Linked DNA regions of Homo sapiens: region 1 is linked to region 2. A link is a loop called in an ENCODE intact Hi-C map of the cell type or tissue named here. Cell type or tissue: IMR-90. All regions are shown on one strand. Each heading gives the region's core, and the rest is flanking DNA. Links, peaks and the distances in the headings are about the cores only.

Evidence for each region. Peaks named below come from ENCODE experiments on the same cell type or tissue, not always from the same donor. Only the 100,000 strongest peaks of a DNase experiment are listed, where the experiment ranks them.
Region 1: it touches region 2 in a loop (3-fold over the local background); 2 of 110 quality-filtered maps call a loop at or near these places.

What each region holds. Positions count from the first base shown.
Region 1 is chr6:100,774,499-100,777,329 of GRCh38, reverse strand. All of the region lies in intron 8 of ASCC3 (activating signal cointegrator 1 complex subunit 3), which reads left to right. Among named protein-coding and RNA genes, the nearest start is that of ASCC3, 110 kb to the left of the region's middle. In IMR-90, for the core only: a CTCF peak has its summit at 1,480; a DNase peak (open chromatin) is centred at 2,439; H3K27ac peaks cover 412 bases.
Region 2 is chr6:101,395,845-101,398,675 of GRCh38, reverse strand. The region is part of intron 1 of GRIK2 (glutamate ionotropic receptor kainate type subunit 2); the gene reads right to left. Among named protein-coding and RNA genes, the nearest start is that of GRIK2, 3.6 kb to the right of the region's middle. RefSeq lists an enhancer at 1-190. In IMR-90, for the core only: a CTCF peak has its summit at 1,273; DNase peaks (open chromatin) are centred at 1,265 and 1,925.

The DNA.
Region 1 (2,831 bases), core at 247-2,746, 620 kb after region 2:
TCAGAGTTTTTTTAAAACGTATCCTGTTAGGAAAGCCCAAAGTCATCTATTTTAGAGTAATTATCAAAAATAGTTTTATACACTCACACATACACACACATGTAAAGTAGTCAGTACTTGAAGACCTTTAAATGAAAAAATTTATCCAGTTATCTAAAAGAAAATCATCTGATCATCTAATGAATACTCAAGTATGTTAAATAAGGTATTCATGTAAATTGTTTGATTTTTAATCTCGTGACTTACGTAGATTATGGCATGGAGCCAGGTTTGTGAGGAATATTAGAGTGGTGGGATTCCAGAATATAAAACTTGGACGGAGTGTGTGGAGTGGCTATCATCACTAATTCTGAAATTTTGAGCCTAAGCCACATTTTATAGGGAGCCGAAGAAAAACTGTGAAAATTATGTAATGTATGTCCTTGGTATCTATATGATTTATCATAAATATATGCTGAAATTTTAATGTCTATGGTTTGATTATCTTAAACTTAAGCTTATGATATTTACACTAGTTTGGGAGGGACAGCATGTTCTTGGGTTCATCCTAGATACTTAGTTAATGCTTTCTAATTAACTGACAAAATAAATATATATGATTATTATAAAAAATGAGGTATGTTTACTGTATATTTTTGTTCTTCCAGCTAAATACTATCATCCAGTTTACTTTTAAAAATAGAGTGCGCACTCACGAGTAGCCTGTATTACCAGTATTTAATAAATGGATATCCAAAACATACACTTTCTATGGAATTTCATAAATAAGTCATCTTATTTCAGTAGTCTAGTGAGTCCCAAATATGTAAGATAAGCATATGTAAGATCAGTAGTCTGGCGTATGTATGTAAGATCAGTAGTCTGGTGAGTCCCAAATATGTATAAAGTGGATGTAGAATGAAGCTTGTAACACTTAAAATGTTTCTGGTCTGCTAATTATGATATGTTTTGAAAATGCTTAGTAGTTAGAACCAGTTAAAAGGGAAAATGGTATATACTTAGAATGACTATCTGGATTAAACATAAAGCACTTAAGATAAATGATCATGAGACTCTCAGTTTTCTGTTTAAAAGGAAATGCTGATTTGCTAAGAAATAATTTCAGTTTAACTTTATGTATTCATTAATGTATAAAATCAATATGAAATGTTTTAAGTTAGAAGAATGTCAAATATTTGGAAGCAAAGATTATTAGCTGCATTTAATTAGGTATTGTGTGTGCAGGAAATATAAATAAAACAATAAATATTATTAGCATGTAGTTCTAAAGTTGAGTAAAATAGAGTTTTGATATAACCCACATTATTCTTCTTCTTTAATCATTTGTTTTCTTAACTTAAAGCATTTGTTAATATAATTTGAATATTATTCAAATATAAGAAATCTATGCATAATGGATGTTAATTATTTCATGTTCCAATAGCTTACAAACACAATTCACAATATCAAGTATACTGAGCCCTCTAGTGATTTTTTTTTTAACTGCTGTCACAATTGCTGTCTGAGCACATTCCTTTTATTTTTACCAACAAGTTTATTGGTGAAAATTATTTCGTTCATTTTCCTTAATTTGAAATGAGAAATAAAAAGAAACTTTATAGGGAGTGGTATAAAACGTGGGCTGTTTTAAATATGTTAGGAAGTTTTGGAGGGTTTTTCTTTTTTAACTTGCTGTTTCTATTCAGCATGTTCTGTTGATAGTGATGTATATATATGCAATAATATTATAAAGATTTTTTTGAGATGTTTATTTTGAAATAAATGTAGAGGATACTTACCGAACAAGATAAATCATCATATTTTAAACAGTAAATTTAGTGGTAATTTGTATTTGAGCTAGGACAAACTGAGTTTAGGTCCCGTCTCGGCCACAATTTATTAGCAGGGTAGACTTGGGTAAGTTATTTAACCTCTCTAGGCCTCAGTTCCCTCTGATAATTTCTTCATATAGTCTCTAAAATATCTTTTAGAGATGTTTCCAGAGGAGTCTTGATAATTTCTTTTCTTTATATTGAATTTTTCTTTCATAATTTAAATCTAAGCCTTCTTATTCTCAGAAGATAAATTTATTATTTCTATGGTTTTAGACTTTTTAAATTATATTCCAAATAGAACTATAACATGCTTTTTCCTTGCTTAAAAGAGACCTTGAATAGTAACCGTGTCGCTTTTGGTCACAGTTACATCCCTAGTGGCTGAAAAAGTCCCTGGCTATTTCATTCAGTAATTTGATGCTCATTTAGTAACTTGGTAAATGAGTGAAGAAAAGGTCAGCTCCTTCAGTGTAGCATATGTGATTTTTTGTAGTCTGCTCTTGGCCTACTTTTCCATCTTCATCATCTTTGCTACTCCTTTTCACCAGCCCTAAGTGTTTTTCTAATATCCTGTTTCTTGTACCTAATATGGCATGCTTAGTGACTGTCTCTCCCTCACATACCTTAGCATATAGTTCATATCCTTATAGAAACCTAAATGATGTAATCTAATTTTAAACATGCCTTTTTCTTCCTTTAAACGACAAACTAGGGCCAGGTGTGGTAGCTCACAACTGTTATCTCAGTGCTTTGGGAAGCTGAGGTGGGAGGATAACTTGAGCCCAGGAGTTCAAAGACCAGTCTGAGCAAGACCAGCAAGACCTTGTCTCTACTAAAAATAAGAAAGTTAGGGCCGGGTGCAGTGGCTCACGCCTGTAATCCCAGCACTCTGGGAGGCCAAGCTGGGTGGATCACGAGGTCAGAAAATCGAGACCATCCTGGCTAACATGCTGAAACCCTGTCTCTACTAAAAATACAAAAAATTAGCCAGGCGTGGTGATGGGCGCCTGTAGTATC
Region 2 (2,831 bases), core at 134-2,633:
TTATTTTCCATGAGTATTTGCTGAGAGAATGACTGGTGTATGTAAGCGGACTTCTTACAATCAACTGATGAATTTCATTAAATTACTAGCTAAATCAAAGTCAGTTTGTCTGGGAACTGTAAAAAAGAAAGTGATCTAAGACGGAGGAATTTACTGCAAATCTAACTTGTGGTTAGATTGAAAGAGTCTTATTTATACTTTTATTTTGACCAGGAATGAATATAGATTGGAATGCAATTGGAGAGGTAAACCCACTCTTTAAAAACTTGACTGGGGTATTCCTTGATTGCTACCCAGAAGTAGGAGAAATTTCTTCAGTGAACTTTTATGGGAGAAATCTCAAATTAAAATGGAGAAGTTAAATTTTCCACCCATTTTTTAAGCTCAAAGAAAATAATTGTGCATATATAAAAACAATGATGTTTGAATGGGTGCAGCAAACTCTAAAGCCTTCAATAATTTATGCCCAAATTTCTTCGTATTTTGGTTTTTTGAACATTCTTTTTCCTAAAGAGGCAGAATATGAGATCATAGCATGAGCGACATTGAGTGTTACAGATTCCTCTAAAACTGTCTTATCATTTGCTAGTTTTCTGGTAGGAATATTTAGAGTCACTAGGTAGTGACTCTCTTGGCTTTCGTTAGGAGTTTATTCAAGAAATAAAGTACAGAAATAGAATTTCTTTCAACATAAAAATACATTTTTATTATTAAAATAAGTAATATTCTGTCTATTTATTAAAAATATACAATTTTAATATTTTACACTAAGTAAAACTAACTTGTATAATAAATATATATTGTCAACATTTTTAAAAGATTAAACATCACAAAAGGCAAACTGTTGGACCTATATCTTATCATTAATCTATTTTTCATAACCAACTAACAGGGCATAGGTTAAATCTCACAAAAAAATATCCTATCTGAAGGCTAATTTTTAAATAAGGAGTGATATGAGTGATATGAATATTCGACTTGCTATTTTTTCCTCCAAACAGCAAGAAAACACTGTAATGTTTTCATTTCCTTACAGCGATTTTTTAATTTAAATTTTCTTAAGATATTATAAAGTGCTAATTTAAAGAGAAATCTACATTTTGCAAAGGCATTAAGTGGCATTGATTTTTTTTAAGATGGAGGCAATAACTGCAGTGTCAAAAATAAGTATCATGAATGGCTAGTTCTGCAGTATAGCAGGCAATTCAATCAAATAATTCGACTGTTCGAGCACCTTAAAAGGAACACCTAGTGCTAAAACCAAGGGTATCTAGCGACTCCTTCAGTCCATGTTTAAAATATCTCTTATAAAACACATACACAGCCCAACACGTTCTGTCTTCTATTTGCTGTCTCATTTATTCCATTCTGTTTGTTCATTTTCTTTTTGATCCTAGCAGAGATAATAATGACTGCCAGGGGAAAAAAATAATCCTTCACATTTTTATCTGCCAATATAACTGATATCTACTACCTGAAAATAGCATGTTTTATTGTGACTAATCAAAATACTGAAATTTCACAGTGTAGCTGGCATTTATTGGAACCTGAGAAAACAAAATGTACCACATCTCTTTGTTCATGTATTCCATTAATATAATGACATTTTACATTATGGTTGCAACTTTTGCACTTGAAACTAGTATTCTAAACTATTTATTTTGGGGGGTTATTTGGATGTCTAGTTGGAAAAGTGAAAGATCAAGCCTCTATATTCATGAAGTTATTACACAATAAATTAAACAGTTAAAAGATTGTACTTTTTTAATATTAATTGATCCCCAAAGAACCAATTTTGCACATATGGTAAATTAGATTCATTTACATCCATCAACTCAGTTGAAAGGCTTTAGCACAACAGACAGCAATTCCACCTGTCCAGTTGAACTTCTAAAAGACTGGAGACGACCTTTCTTCAGGACCACGGACAGCGCTCCTGGCATTCATTATTCTGGAGTAGTACATTGAAAGTAGCACAATAAATAACTAACATGATATTTGAGTGACAATGTGTAAATTTCTACTACACAGAGTAAAGGAATTGGAATTATTGCATTGTTCACATTATCAAGAGGACTATTTTATCAACTGTGTTGTGTGTATTTTTCAGTGCAATTGCTTGATAAGCCCAAGATGTAGTTATCTTTTTTTGTAATAGGGCATACTGTTAAAAAAACTACTTATATTAATTGTGAGATTCCTCATGAACACTAAACTACTTGATTGTCAGTACAAAAAAAAATTGCTAGAAAGACCACAATTCAGAATGCCAAATAACATGCTGTCAATATTCAGTGGCTAAAGACATTTTTTAAATGTACAATTAGTTATCACTTTCAATTCTCCACCTCCAGATTTCCATCTGTTACTAGGGTAATGAGATTAATTCTTGTTCTTTCACATTAAACTCACTCACTTCCTGGGGGGGGGGGGAATGCTAAATTTACATCCCTATACTACAATAAAATGATTTGGTGGCATAGTTGATGCCTTAACATGTGGCAATTTTGAAGTTATTACAAGTTTCTCCCCAATACTGATACCACACATCATAGTTCTGAGGTTATATGAAGGATTAATAAATTCCTTACACAGTATTTCACTGACTAGATTTAACCCTTTTAAAAATTGTGTCAGTTCTGTAATTTGCTTCTTCCTTAAAGGAAAGAGAAAACTACTGCTATTGGATATCAGGCAATTATATATACTTAGTAAGATTTATATATTTTATTCTATGGTCTCATTTTTTTCCTCATTTTAACCATATGGCACTCTTTATTTCTATGAGCCAAAGCTCTGTAGATTCCAAGGTCAAAGCAGAGATAACAAAC